2 separate regions of the Homo sapiens genome follow, and region 1 is linked to region 2. Evidence: read pairs that join two places in POLR2A ChIA-PET (ENCODE). Cell type or tissue: K562. All regions are shown on one strand. Links, peaks and the distances in the headings refer to the core of each region. The heading gives the core; the rest is flanking DNA.

Region 1 (7,511 bases), core at 906-5,905, 1.1 Mb before region 2:
TGAATGGCAGGAGAGCAAGCAAAGCTTCATCTGTATTTACAGCGGCTCCCCATCACTCTCATTACTGCTGAGCTCTGCCTCCTGTCATATCAGTGGCAGCATTAGATTCTCATAGTAGCACAAACTGTCTTGTGAACTGCACATGCAAGGGATCTAGGTTGCAGTATTCTTACGAGAATCTAATGCCTGATGATCTGTCACTGTCTCCTATCACCCCCATGTTAGGAATATATGAATTAAAAAATAAGAGATTGATCAGATTATTTGAAGAAAAACCTCATCATATCCCACACCCAGATGGGACCGTCTAATAGCAAAAAAAAAAAAACAACAACAAAAAACAAGCTCAGGACTCCCGCTGATTCTACATTATGGTGAGTTCTATAATTATTTCATTATATTTTACAATGTAATAGTAACAGAAATAAAGTATACAATAAATGTAATAATGTGCTTGAATCATCCCAAAACCATCCCAAAACCCATCACCCGTGCTGTCCCTGGAAAAACTGTCTTCCATGAAATCGGTCCTTGGTGCCAAAAAGGTTGGGGGCTGCTTTTGTTTTGTTATTTTATTTTATTTTGTTGTATTTTATTTTTGCTGTTTTTTTTTTTTATTTTTTTTTTCCTAGATGGAGTCTTGTTCTGTAGCCCAGGCTGAAGTGCAGTGGTGTGATCTCAGCTCACTGCAACCTCCATCTCCCGAGTTCAAGCGATTCTCCTGCCTCAGCCTCCTGAGTAGCTGGGACTACAGGTGCATGCCACCACACCTGGCTAATTTCTGTGTTTTTAGTAGAGACGGGATTTTACCATATTGGCCAGGCTGGTCTTGAACTCCTGACCTCAAGTGATCTGCCCGCCTCGGCCCCCCAAAGTGCTGGAATTACAGGCGTGAGCCACTGAGCCTGATCTATTTTTGCTGTTTTTTATTTCATTTAATTATCCTATAGCAATGATCTACCAAGCTTCTGCGTTCTGGTGAAGGCTAATGATTTACTAGCTGACCTAAGCTTTGGTCATTTCTCTTCTCCCTGCCTCTCCCTCCTTCCACAGTGATGACTCCCCTCTCCTTGCACCCTGCCTACCACTTTGTTAGTGAGAAGGCCAATCTTGCTGATCCCGTGCCAGGGCGCAGTCTTGTCATCATGCTCCATGGGGCCTGCTGGGTGGGCTCCAGGGTTTGCACCTTCACCCACCATGCATGAACAGGCGTCCTTCCCTAAGGCCCCTTCCTTGGTGGGCTTTGACTCTAGAAGCTCAGCAAATCTCTCCTGGAACCTTTGAGTATAGGAGTCTATGCTGTGCCTACTTCCCAGAGCTGGATGAGGATCTAATTCAAATAGAGGATGTGGACTTTCATTATTGGCTCTGAGGCTCTATCTGTTCACCTGCAAGTGACATGGCCATGAGCAGAAAGCCATTCTAGGGGGAATGGAGATGGTTAATTGGTACAAAAATATAGTTAGAATGAATAAAATCTAGAATTTGACAGAACAACAGAGTGATGACAGTCAACAATCATTTATTGCACTTTTAAAAATAACTAAAAGAACATAATTGGAAGGTTTGTAACACGAAGAAATGATAAACGCTTGAGGGGATAGATATCCTTTTCACCCTGATGTGATAATTATGCATTATATGCCTGTATCAAAATATCTCATGTACCTGACAAATGTAAACACCAATTACGAACTCATAAAAATAAAACATTAAAAAAAAATAAAGCCATTCAAGTCTTCTCTCAGCTACACCTGAGCATAGCTGAGAGCACCTGAGCCTGTCCCTGCCCTCCCAGCCTCCGAGGCTACTAACAAGGCTCTCTGATTTATTCAGCCATTCTGGCCTGCCCCCTTTCTTTTTGGATTGCCAGATTTAGCAAAACAACAACAACAAATCAAAAACAAGGATGCCCAGCTAAATTTGAATTTCAGATAAACAACGGATAACTTTTTTTGGTAGAAATGTGTCCCATGCAATATTTGGGAGATTCTTATACAAAAAAATGTTATTTGTTGTTTATCTGAAATTACATTTTAACTGGGTGTCCTGTATTTTGTCTGGCAGCTCTGCTTCTGGAGTTTCCTCAGTTTGCCTTGGGTCATCACCTAAACTATCCTCCGCCTTGGTTTCAGTTTCTGAAAATGGGAAGCACAGTAGATAACGCTCAAGAAAGTTAGGAGGCTAGGAAAAATAAAAGTGCTTGGGAAAGTAGGAAAAAGTGTGACACATGCATGAGGTTGAGCAACTCTCATTCTGCAGATTAACAACCTCCAGGAGATGTGGAGATGGGACCTCTGTCCTCCACCTGCCCCAGCAAAGCTTCCCACCAAAGCTCCCCCACCCTCTTGTAGAATCCCTGCTTGGCCAGCCTCTTGCCATTGGCCACGCCACTTCCCACACTCTGCACTCAACTGCCTGCAAGCCCCGTCAGTCCCTTATAGTTTTACACGAGGGCACTGTCATTTTCTCCACCTTGAGGCTTGCAATCAGCCCGAATGGCTAAGCATTAGGATTACCATATGTCTTGGTTTGCTCAGGACAGTCCAGACTCATGCCTGTTATTCTGGGGTGAATGATCAATTAATAATGCTTCCTTTCACTTTCAAAAGTGGACAATAAATTATATGATGACTTATCACCATTTTGCCCTCTTCGTTCCTTAACTACCTCATCTCTAGGGACTGTTACTTCCACTGTACTCCAGTCCTCAAAGTACTCCTGGCCACACGCAGAACCGCCCCACCTCTGACACTGAAAAATGCAAACATATCTCTTTGATCATAACTCCAGTCCTTCCAACTCCTCTTACTTCTATTTAAAAATAATTATTTTTCTTATTTACCCTACATGTCTTGGTACATTTTGTCAATTTCTTTTGTCAGCATCCCATTAGTCCCATTGGCCTGGGCTAGAGGAGCCACCCCACTTGCCTGGAAAATGTCCAGTGTAGATTCATCCGTTCTCTGCCTTCTCCATACTGGCCTTGGCTGTCAAGGGCTGCTGGAGAACCTTGCACAATCACACAGGCTGGGGGCATTAAATTATCAGTCTCCAGCTTCCACTGGCTCTCAGCAGAGTTCAGCAAGCCTCCAGCTCTCTCTTCATGCTTCTCAAAGGCTATTTCAAACCTTTTTCCCTTTTTTGTTTTTTTTCCAGTTTTCTATCCCACTATCTTTTCATCCATCTGGGCAGGTGACTTTGTCTTTCATATCAGAGACTAAACAGAAGCCATTGAATGGATGGTTTCTCAACATTCTGCCACAAACCTTTCCACTTACCTGTATCAGGATCCATTTTGGGGGACCTCCTCTGTGTTTGGGAATGCTTTCTTCCCTGTCATTCATCCCATATCTTCAACCCTCCCCTCTTTCCTGTCCCCTCATAAGCAATGGAGCATCCCTGGATCTCTACCAGCTAAGGAAAATCCTTCCACTTCTCTAGCTACTCTTTCTGTCACTTCACAACCAAACTTGTATGAGTTTTCTACACTTGCTGTTTTCCCATCTCAGCCACTCACTCATCCCCAAATCTTCTGGACCTCACTCCTACTCCTACCACTCCACTGAGAATGCTTTGAGGAAAGTCAAGATTGCCCCCTCTGATGTTAAATTTCCCAGTTCACTGGCCACACCAGCTCTGACCTGAGCAGTATTTGACACTGCTGTTCACTCAGCCTGGAACTGCCTTGGCCTCTGATACAGTTTGAATGTTTGTCCCCTCCAAATTGCATGTTGAAATATAATCCCCAATGTTGGAGGCAGGGCCTGGGGCAAGGTGTTTGGATCATGGGAGTGAATCCCTTATAAATGGCTGTGTCCCATCCTTGTGGTAATGAGTGAGTTCTCATTATGTGAGATCTCATGTTTTAAAAGAGCCTAGCACCTTCCCCCATCTCTTGCTCCCTCTTGTTCTCTCTCTTGCCGTGTGACACACTGGCTCCCATTTGCCTTCTGCCACAATTATGAGCTTCCTGAGTCTCCACCAGAAGCAGATGCTGGCCCTATGCTTCACGTACAGCCTGCAGAACTGTGAGTCAAATAAACCTCTTTTCTTTACAAATTACCCAGTCCCTAGTGTTACTTTATAGCAATGCAAACAGACTAACACAGTTCCTCCTCTCTGACCACTGCCTGGCAATATCCTTTGCAGGCCTTGTTCTTCCAAGCCTTAAATGTTGGTTCTTCAGGATACTGAAATCTCTCAGAGGTACCTTATCCAGTTTCATTGTTCCAATGACCTTTGCGTTGGTGAATCCTGTATTGGTGTTCTGTAGCTGCTATAACAAATGGAAACCAAGGTGTCGGCAGGGCTGCCCAGCAGAAGCTCCACAGGAGAATCCATTCCTTGTCCCTTCTAGCTTCTTGGTGGCTGTTGACATTCCTTGACATGCAAGCTTGTGACCTCATCAGTCTGCCTCTGTGGCCACGTCACCTCTTCCTCTGTATGTCTGTTCTCTTTTGCGTATCTTTTAAAAGGACATTTGTCATTGGGTTTAGGGCCCACCCAGATAATCCAGGATGATCTCACCTTAAGAGCCTTAACTTAATTATATGTGCAAAGAAGCTTTCCAGGGATTTGAGGACAGACAGAGAGGTTCCAGGAATTTGATGTGGATATCTTTTGAAGGGGCCTACTACAACTCCCCTATCAATTATAAATAGGTCCATTTGCATATCGGAGAAAACCTCAAACTCATTATATCTTAAACAATACAGAAGTTTTTTTCTAATATAAAAACAACCTGGAAATAGGCCTCTAGTGCCAGTGTGAAAGTTCCATGTGTCATCAGGGGCCCTATTTCTAAGCTTCTCTTCTTTCTCTTCTTTCTTTCTCTTATTTCTCTTTCTCTCTCTTTCTTTCTTCCTCTCTCTTTCTTTCTCTCTCTCTCTCTTTCTCACTCTGTCACCCAGGCTGGATTGCAGTAGCATAATCACGGCTCACAAGCCTGGACTTCCTGGGCTCAGGTGATTCTCCCACCTCAGCCTCCTGAGTAGCTGGGACAACAGGCATTTGTCTGACCAACATGTCTGACAGCTATGTCTGACTAATTTTTAGTACTATTGATAGAGATGGGTTTTGCCATGTTGCTCAGGCTGGTCTGAAACTCCTGGCTCAAGAAATCCACCTGCCTCAGCCATGTAAAGCGCTGGGGGATTACAGGTGTGAGCCACCATGCCCGGCCCTAAGTTCCAAGCTTTCTGCTCCATATCGTATGCACTAGTTTGTCCTTAATGTCACTTCATGGTCCAAGATGGCGTTGGAGCTCCAGCCATTATGTCTAGGATAGCTTGGAGGCCAGAACATAGTCACATGGCCATACCTAATTGCAAGGGAATATGGGAGATGTAGACTTTTGTTCCAGGTCAAATATATCCATCTAACAACCAGGGTTCTTATTCTAATAGGAAAGGAAGAATGATGTTGAGACCGATAATGCACATTTCTATAATTAACAGCTTCTGAGTTCAAAATATATGCTGTTAAGTGTGATCTGTGGGAGAGTAGAAGGTGACAAGATTTAGAGAGGAAATGGGGGCACATGTAGAGCCTTTTGGGTCACTGTAAAGATCATGGCTTTTATTGAGAGGGAGAGGGAGAGGGGGAGGCATTGGAGGATTCAGAGTAGAGTGACAGGATCTGACTTACACTAGAAGCAAGTGAGTGTGAAAGTATGGATACTTTTGGAAGCTACTGTGGTAGTCCAGGCAAGAGATGATGGTGCCTGAAAACAGCTAGGTAGCTGGTGAGGTGGTGAGAAATGGTTGGATTCGGGATATGTTCTAGAAGTAGAGCTGACAGGATTTCCTGACAGATTTCTCATAGCGCATGAGAGATAACACCAATGTTTTTTAAAGCTAAGCATCTGGAAGAATAGACTTGTCATTAACTGAAGTGGGGAAGATGGACTGCCAGAGAGCAAGTCTGTAGGGAAGATTAGGCGTTCAGTCTTGGATACGGCTCCTTTGAGATACTGTTAGACATCCTAACTGAGATATCAAGTAGGCAATTAGATACAAAAATTCAAGAGAGAGTTCTGGGCTAGAGCTAGGAGTCATTAACAGATAGATGGTCTTTAAATCCCTGGGACAGGATGAGATTACTCGTGGAGTGAGCATAGGTAGAAAATACACGTTAAGAACTGAGTAGTAGTGAACGCCAGTATTTAGGACTTAGAGAGATAAGGGTGAACCAGCAAAAGAGCCTGAGAAGAAACAGATTGAGGACTTTGAGAGAGACCAGGCAAAGGAAGTGTCCTGGAGACTAAGAGATGAAGGTATCTCAGGAGGAGGGAGCCATCCACTGTGACAAATGCTGTTGAAGGGTTAGGAAAGATGAGGACCAGGAATAGACTCTTGGATTCAGCATCATGGATATCACAAGGGACCTTGAAGAAAGCAGTTTGGGAGGAGTGAGGGAGGCAAAACTGTGACTGGAGTTGGCACAAGAGATACAAGGAGCTCTGATGGGGGCCTGTGCTGTGGATGAGCCACAGGAGCAGAGAGGGGAGGGCAGAATCAGGAGATGTTTAAGAGGGTCTGATGATTGAATGGATATGGGGAATTCAGGAGAGCAAAGCTCTAGGATGACATCCAGTTTTCTGGCTTGGGTCATTGGCTGGATGATGGGGCTGTACTGAGACTGCAAATGTGGGAAGACACGCAAGTTTTCATGGGGAAATGAGGAGTTCAGTATGGGTGTGCTGAGTTTGAGATGTCTTGAGACTTCTGGTTCATGTGTATGGGACCATTTGGGTAGTCAAATCTTCAGGAGAAAGATCTGGGCTGACAGATGCCAATTTAGGAGATTAAAGAAGAGATTCAGAAAGACATCAGGTAAAGGAAGATCAGGACTGAAAATTGGTTCTGTGGTTAAGGATGACAACATTTTCCATTTATCAGCCCATTTTGTCAGTTCTGTATTACATTAGACCCTTATACACTGTGATGGTTAATTTTAGGCATCAACTTGGCTGGGTTAAGGGATGCCCAGATAGCTGGTAAAACATTATTTCTGCATGTCCTCGGGGGTGTTTCTGGAAGAGATTAGCATTGGAATCAGTAGACTGAGTTAGGAAGATCGTCCACACCCATGTGAACATCATCTAATCCACTGAGAGCCCAATAGAACAAAAAGGTGGAGTAAAGGGGAATTCACTCTCTCTTCTGCAGCTGGGACATCTATCTTCCTCTTCCCTCAGACATTGGAGCTCCAGGTTCTGGGGCCTTCAGGCTCAGGACTTAAACCAGTACCTCCTACAGATTCGCAGGCCTCCAGCCTCAGACTGAGAGTTATACTGTCAGCTTCCCTGGTTCTCCAGCTTGCAGTGGCACAGCGTGGGGCTTCTTGGCTTTCATAATCACGTGAGCCAATTCTCATCACAAATCCCCTCTTACATATCCACATCAGTATATTCTATTGGCTCCATTTCTCTGACTAATGCATATCCCTTACCTCATTTGTTCTCACAGCCACCCTATGACACCAGACACCTCATTTTGCCAGATGTG
Region 2 (7,511 bases), core at 841-5,840:
GATGATGATTTTTTTTTTTTTACACAATTCTCTGTAGACTAGGAGAAGAATGCTTGTGTTTTTCGGAAGTGTGATGCTTCTCTTTGACTGCCAAACTCTTTTATGGAATATATCTTTATATTAATGCTGTTTTGGTCATTTTTGTTTGGGGTCACTATTGAGATATTGCTAAGCATCTCAGTGGTAAACGCGGCTGCCAGAGGAACCAAGGGATAGGGTATGTAGACCTTACAGAAGGATGGATGGTAAAGGCAGTCCATCATCAGCACAATCTGACTTACATTTCATTGAGTAATTTTTTTTTTTTTTAAGATTCTGTATGGCAGCACTTTCAGTTGCCCTTGTGTGCCGGCCACAGCCGCACAAGTTGGCTTGTGGTTTATCCCCCGCTATAAGTGAGAGCTGGAGAAACTTCAACTCCATAGGTCTAGAGGAAACATTGTTTTAGGTTATTTCTGTCCACCCCTGTGCGATACTATTTATTGATCCAAGCAGAAGAGCTTGGGGACACTGAGTCGAAGTGGGGACATGGGATTGAAGCCTGGGCACTGCTGCTGCATGAGCTGTGTGTCCTGGGTGTGCCGGCCTTTCTGTGAAGGGGGTTGGTGGCAGTGCCCACCTCACTAGATGCCTCTGACCCAGCCTCCCCTGGGGGAGTGGGTGGCCACAGACCCTCCCTGCCAGAGCTCCTGGAAGGCTCCTGCAGGCCTGACCCATCTATTCCTGTAGACCTGGTTTAGGATGAAGTCTCGGTGCGATTTTTGCAGAGTTGGGTTTATCTTTCAACTATAGACCCTTCTGGCTGTTCTCAGCCATATCATGTGACTCTGAATAGTTGGATGAGGAATGGAAAGAAAGCAAGGATGAGAGCCGGTCACGTGGCAGTCTCCGCCCAGCATCGGCTGTCCGCACAGAGGCACAGGGCAGGCCTCCTGTGCACTCCCCACCTAGCACTGGCCTGTCCTGAATCCCCGCCTTCCCTGGTTGGAGGCCAGCTGTGGCATTTGCACCCTCTTCTCACCTCACCATGCACATGCTAACTTTAAAGCCTTGGGGTCTTTCCTGTACCCCCTCCTCAACCCTGGTCCACCCCCTCTCAGGATCTTGTCAACGTTATTTTTCCTGTCCCGTCTTCCTATCGCTGGCCTTCCTTTCCCATCCTAAAAACTTGCCGAGGCCCTATGGCTCCCTCCCTTTCTTTCCCAGGCAGCTTCTTATCTGGGCTGTCTGTACCCCTTCCTTTGCACCACCCACCATGCCCCACGTAGCTGAAAGCTGCTTATCCCAATTGTCAACTCTGGCCTTCTTCAGCCTCTGTAGCACCAGACACTGCACCTCCTGAATGTCCTCTGCTTCTCTGCTTCAGAGGCCCAGGCTCGCCAGTTCTCTGACCTCTCCCATATGTCTGCTTAGGACTCTGCTGCAGCTGTCCTCACCAGCCTCCGGGGAATCCCACTACCCACAGGGCAGGGCTGTGGGCTGGGCTGAAAAACCATCTGCATGGTCCACAAGAAGCCTGGCACTGGGTTTCCCCATGAATAACAATGAAAATTAATGGATGCACAACCTTCCTGGAACGTGGAATTTCTCTGGGAGATTCCATGCAGAGGCCACTGGGGAGGTGGCAGGCATGCATGTGACTGTAGGTGGCTGCAGTGTTGGAAGGCTCCCAGCAGAGCAGAGAGGGTGTCAGTCTCATCAGGGAACCCACCTGATGGCTTCTCAGCCAGCAGTCTCAGAGGAACATAGACGACTGCTGAGAAAGGAGGGAGGCAGCAGTGGTCCCAGCACCTGAGGCATCCTGCTGTCATGGGAAGGTCTCCGCCCAAATGTCAGATGCATCAGCCTGTCACCCGCTGGTCCAGAGCTTTCAGCTGTACTGGTAGGGGGTGGGTGGTGGAGTGCTGAATGACCTTCACAGGTGGGCCTTTCCAGCTCTAGGGTCTTACGGGTGTCGGTCCACAGAACCACGGTTTTTAGGTTGTGTGTCCGGGGCTATGGGAACCTGTCCCCCATGATGGATCTTGGTAGAGACACTTCCCTCTGTCATCGTGCCCAGGAGGATGCTGCAGGTGACTACCTGCAGCCCTGTTCTCATTCATTTGGATGCCCTCCAGAAATCTGGGGAGCCATACACCTTTAGAGCCTTTTTTGCTCCTTATCAAGTTGGCAAGGCTTGGCCAATTCCTGTTCAAGGCTGCATTAAAGGCATGTTCACCATCCTGGCTAATACGGTGAAACCCCTTCTCTACTAAAAATACAAAAAAATTAGCCGGGCTTGGTGGCGGGTGCCTGTAGTCCCAGCTACTCCGGAGGCTGAGGCAGGGGAATGGTGTGAACCCAGGAGGCGGAGCTTGCAGTGAGCCGAGATCACACCACTGCACTCCAGCCTGGGCTCAAAAAAGAAAAAAAAAAAAAAAAAAAGGCCCGTTCATTCTCAAATGCTTTTGGCGTCTCCAGGGTGCCTCAGGAAAACATGAAGTGGGCATTGTAGAACTTGGGGCTACTGTGTAACTTTGGAAGAAAAAGTTAAGGGTACTTTTAAGTGGATACTGTTTTGATGAAATTGCCAACTTCAGGGAGCCCAGCTTGGAGAAGGAGGACGTGAGTATTCCTTACAAGGCTCCGAAACAATTCTTTCTTCACTTAGTTTTCTTTCTGTGCTCTGCATCTTATATTCCAGCAGGGTCTTCCAATGCATGGTTTAATAACTACTAGAACTGGCCAGGTGCAGTGGCTCACGCCTGTAATCCCAGAACTTTGGGAGGCTAAGACAGGCAGATCACTTGAGGCCAGGAGTTCGAGACCAGCCTGGACAACATGGTGATACCCAGTTTCTACTAAAAATACAAAAATTAGTCGGGCATGGTGATGTGCACCTGTAGTCCCAGCTGCTCGGGAGGCTGAGGCAGGAGAATCGCTTGAACCCGGGAGACAGAGGTTGCAACGAGCCAAGATCGAGCCACTGCGCTCCGGCCTGGGTGACAGGAGACTCCATCTCAAAAAATAAAATTAAAAAAAAACTACTACAATAAATTATCACCTTGGACTGTATAAAACAACTTTTAAACTAGTCTTTTTAAAAAGTACACTTAAATAAAAATCTAAACATAAGAGAATGTAAAGTGAAAAGTGAAAGTATGTCTTCTGTTACGCAGAGGTAACTACTATTAGGAATCCTTCCTGAAAATGTCCATGCATCTACTCAGGTCATCACACCCATGGAATCATTTTACATACTATTTTATGAGTGTTACTTAATATACTGATCCACAGTGCGTTTTCACGGTCACGCCATCAGTTGTAGGAGTGTGCCAAGAACAGATGGGCCTTGCCTTTGTACCAGAGGAGTCCATTTACAGTTGCAGGTAATAGAAAACCCAATTCAGACTGGCCTAAACAATGAGGGGAGGTTTTGGCTCTTGAAACTGGAAAGTCCCAAGGTGGGGTGAGTTTCAGGTTTGGGTTGATCCAAGTGGCTCAGTGACGTCAACAGGATCTTGTTTCCATTTCTCTGCCTTCCACAGCCTCCCCTTCATCTATGGTGGAGGGAAGGAGTCTACCACAGACAAACCCCGAGCCTCCCCCTGATGGGTGGTGTGGTGGTGAAGCCAGCAAGGGAAGGGATCCCCGGACACACCCCTCCTCATGCTTTATCCCACTGAAACCATGCGGCTGTGAAATGCAGCATCCTCCAGGAGGGGGATGAAGGCCGGGGATGCTGTCAGCTATTGCCATTGCACTTCTGTGGATGGGTGTTACAGTTTTTTGCAGGGTTTTGCACTTACAAGGACATATATATATATATATAAACTACAGTGTTATTGGAATTGCTTCTTACAGTTTGTAAGAAAAAAACATGTTTTTAGAGGAGTTCTCCTGGGAGGTGGGATCACATTTTTTTTTTTTTTTTTTTTTGAGACGGAGTCTCGCTCTGTGGCCCAGGCGGGAGTGCAGTGGCGCAATCTCGGCTCACTGCAAGCTCCGCCTCCCGGGTTCACGCCATTCTCCTGCCTCAGCCTCCCGAGTAGCTGGGACTACAGGCGCCCGCCACTACGCCCGGCTAATTTTTTTTGTATTTTTAGTAGAGACGGGGTTTCACCGTGTTAGCCAGGATGGGGGATCACATTTTAATAAGTAGGTACTCAGGGCTGGGGTGTACCTGTTGCTGCCTGACCACTGCTGGTGTGTGTGGGTATAAGGTGACAAAACCTCCTACCCCTGTGAGGTTGTTTCAAGGATTAAATGAGTTGAGATGGGTAAGCATCTAACAAAGATCCAGATTATTTAGTATGCATCCCCTGAATTATTGCTAACATAATTTTAATGATTGGGGAATTTTATCTGTGGCTGCCAGTCCCTACGAGAGAGCTGCCTGGGTCACATGTCAGATAGCTCAAGCTTTGAATCACTGAAACGAAACGGTCCACTTCCCTGTCCCTTTAGGAACAAGGCTTCGAGGTCTGTGGCAAGCCTCAGCAGGCATTTGGAGTTCAAGGTCTGTTCTCTTTCTGTGCCATAGAGGTGGGGAGACAAGGTAGGGTGTTGCTTCTTGCCTGGAGCGCAGATGCTACCAGAAACCAACACAACCAAAGTTGCCCGGGAGCCCCCAGAAGCAGCAGAGTGGCCATCAACTGCCAAGGGGCCAGGGTAGGCCACAGAGGCCTGGGGCCCAGGAGGGATGGTCTGTGGGGAGAAAGGGGATTATTGTGAACATCAACGCTGGGGATAATGTGCCCTGAAGACAGCAGCATATCACGTTTGGACGGTTGGTGGACCCCATCTGGTCCCACTCATAAGGAGAACAGAGGCCCTGGGGTGTGCTGGGACTTGCCTGAGGCCTCAGACCGGGACTGGGTGCTCCTCCGCACCTCCTATGAGGGAGGGTGTCCGTGTCTGTGAGGACAGCTCAGCAGGGCTGGGAACCTGGGGGCAGTGCTGGGGGACATGTGTGAGACTAGCGTGTGTGGGCCTTGCTCGGCTTGCCCTGGTGCCCTGAGAAAAACCTGGTATTTGAAAATACACATGGACTGCTGGAAGGTCAGGAAATCCAGGGTTTTGTTCTGAGGCAGTGGAAGTGTTACCGTGAGCCTGTGTTGGCCTCTCTCCTCACTCCACCTGCAGCCAATTCAGCCACACTGCCTTTGCATGGAACCCAGGGTTGCAGGCCGCGTGTGTAGATGCTGATTTAGGCCCAAGCACTCAGCTGTCAGCAGGAAGGACCATAGTGTTTTCTTCTAGTTTTAGATATGCACTCGTTCTGTGTTTTAAAGTCACAGCTGTGAGCCAATATGGGAAGAAGTGAAGTGGCCTCTAGGAGGGACTGAGCACCCTGTCCTTGGAGGTATGCAAGCCCAGGCTACACCCTTCCTGTCTGGGATGATATGGCTGGGGGTGGGCTTTGTGCTGCGTGGACCATGGCAAGCCTTTCCATCTCTGAGAGGTAGTGGTCCTTCCCGTGCCTTCTGTTAAAGATAATTTTTTAAAAAAAGGCATAACTCATATATATTACATGTACACATGTCAAAGATTTTATTTAACTCAGTAATTGAGAGTGCTGCTAAGATTAACAGCCAGTTCAAAAGAGAAATCACAATGAACCATAAATCTGTATGGAGTAAAGGAAAGTTGAAACTGGCTGGGGTTTTTTTTTTTTTTTTTTTTTTTGAGGAGAAAGGTCAATTGAATCTTATTCGTATAATATGCACATCCATAGACAAGAATTATTTTGCATTAACTCTACAACTTAGTTGTAAAAATAGCTCAAAGGCAGTGAAAGACTAGAATCAGATAATTGGAAGGGTGCACCCTAAGCAATGCATAGTTCTATTTTCTTTCTTTTTTTTTTTGAGACAGAGTTTCCCTCTTGTCACACAGGCTGGAGCGCAGTGGTGCAATCTTGGCTCATTGCAACCTCTGCCTCCCGGGTTCAAGTGATTCTCCTGACTCAGCCTCCTGAGTAGCTGGGATTACAGGCGCATGCCACCACAACTGGCTAATTTTTGTATTTTTAGTAGATACAGGGTTTCACTGTGTTGGCCAGGTTGGTCTCATACTCCTGACCTCAGGTGATCCACCCGCCTCGGCCTCCCAAAATGTTGGGATTACAGGCGTCAGCCACCACGCCCGGCCCCAATGCATAGTTTTTTACTGAAGACAACCAGAATCTCTGTTGCTTATTCCAAATTTCCTTCCACCACTTGTCCATCCAGCAGAGCCACTTTTAAAATAGGACACAGGCAGAAATTTAAAGGAGTCAATATCTCATGGTGAAAAGTGAATCCTGAGGGTTAGAGCATCCACCAGGTGCCCTAGGTAAGGGCCAGCCACTCTGGGAGGCAGCCCGGGGCACTCACTGTCCTCTCAGTAGTAAATGAAATCACTCAGGCCATGTCTGCTACCCAGAGAGCCTGAGTGTCCTCAAATGCTTGTTCTGCCTCTCCATCCACTCCTGCAGACACCTCAGTGGCTGCATCCCAAACCGCTGAACTTTGCTTCTCTTTCTCCAACCCCCAATTCCACCCACATCCAAAACTGCTCTGCCCCCTATTCCCATCTCAGCTGAGGGTACTATCATCCACCCTGTGGCCACATCCAGGAATGTGTGTATCACCTGGGCTCTGAGGATGACATCAGCTCTTCTAAGTCAACAGAATGTCGGGTCTGTTCTAAAAGTCTCATCTGACAAGGAGATCTTTAAGGCTTTACTCCCTTAAAGGCTTTACTCCCATCATGATGGGATAACCATCATGATGGATTTCAGTGTCATTCTGTCTTTTTCTTCGGAATGATTCCTGGGACTCGCCTTGTTTGCAACATGTGCATTGAAATATCTTTTCAACATAACTTTGTTCTTAATTGTGTTTACTTCCTTTCTCTGTGAATCTCAGTGATTCCTGGAAGCTGTGGTTGGTGGGGGATGGGGTGGGAGGACTTTGGTAGTATAAAAGAGTACCTGCAATGAATGTTCTAAGAAACTGGAGTGTTGGGGTCCTCCAGCCCTTGGCTGGTAAACTCTCCACTCCTTCCTCTTTGCAACACAATTCTCATAACTGGCAAAGGTGTGCATGTAAAATTTGTGACTGTAGTCTGAGGTTTTTTTTCCCTGTACAATTCCGCCTTCCCCCCTGTAAGCCTGTACCAGGAGAGGTCTCAGCTGCCTTGGAGGCGGTGAGACACGTGGGTGCTCACTGTGGCCCTCAAGGGTGAGGCTGGCACTGGGGCATCTGGGGCCAGAAGTCCTCCTTTAGTCCCAAGTCTCTGCCACTCAAGTGCATCAGTGAGAGGTCCTCATAGAAAATCTACTGTGGGCACAAAGCTGCCAGGCTGATGGGGGTGGGGAGCAAACGAACACCCTTTTCCCCTTTTACACCAGAGGAAAGAGACTTAGACTGAGGAACTTGCCTGCTGCCAGACAGCTGGGAGGTGGTAGAACCGGGCTTACAGCCCAGGGTTTCCACTCTAGGAACTCTTCTCCCTTCCTCTGATGACACTAACTCGCAGGCCATGAT

Evidence for each region. Peaks named below come from ENCODE experiments on the same cell type or tissue, not always from the same donor. Only the 100,000 strongest peaks of a DNase experiment are listed, where the experiment ranks them.
Region 1: POLR2A ChIA-PET joins it to region 2 with 5 read pairs; 1 of 35 experiments calls an interaction of 5 or more read pairs at or near these places.

The regions. Positions count from the first base shown.
Region 1 is chr10:79,456,448-79,463,958 of GRCh38, forward strand. No RefSeq gene overlaps it. Among named protein-coding and RNA genes, the nearest start is that of ZCCHC24, 15 kb to the left of the region's middle. In K562, for the core only: no CTCF peak of the experiment used is centred there; a DNase peak (open chromatin) is centred at 3,021; H3K27me3 peaks cover 1,255 bases.
Region 2 is chr10:80,519,507-80,527,017 of GRCh38, forward strand. TSPAN14 (tetraspanin 14) reads left to right here. Exons shown (of 9, transcript NM_030927.4): 9 at 1-3,125. It overlaps LOC124902471 (a long non-coding RNA gene), which reads left to right and starts at 5,669. Exons shown (of 2, transcript XR_007062218.1): 1 at 5,669-7,511. RefSeq lists an enhancer at 3,560-3,639. In K562, for the core only: no CTCF peak of the experiment used is centred there; a DNase peak (open chromatin) is centred at 3,645.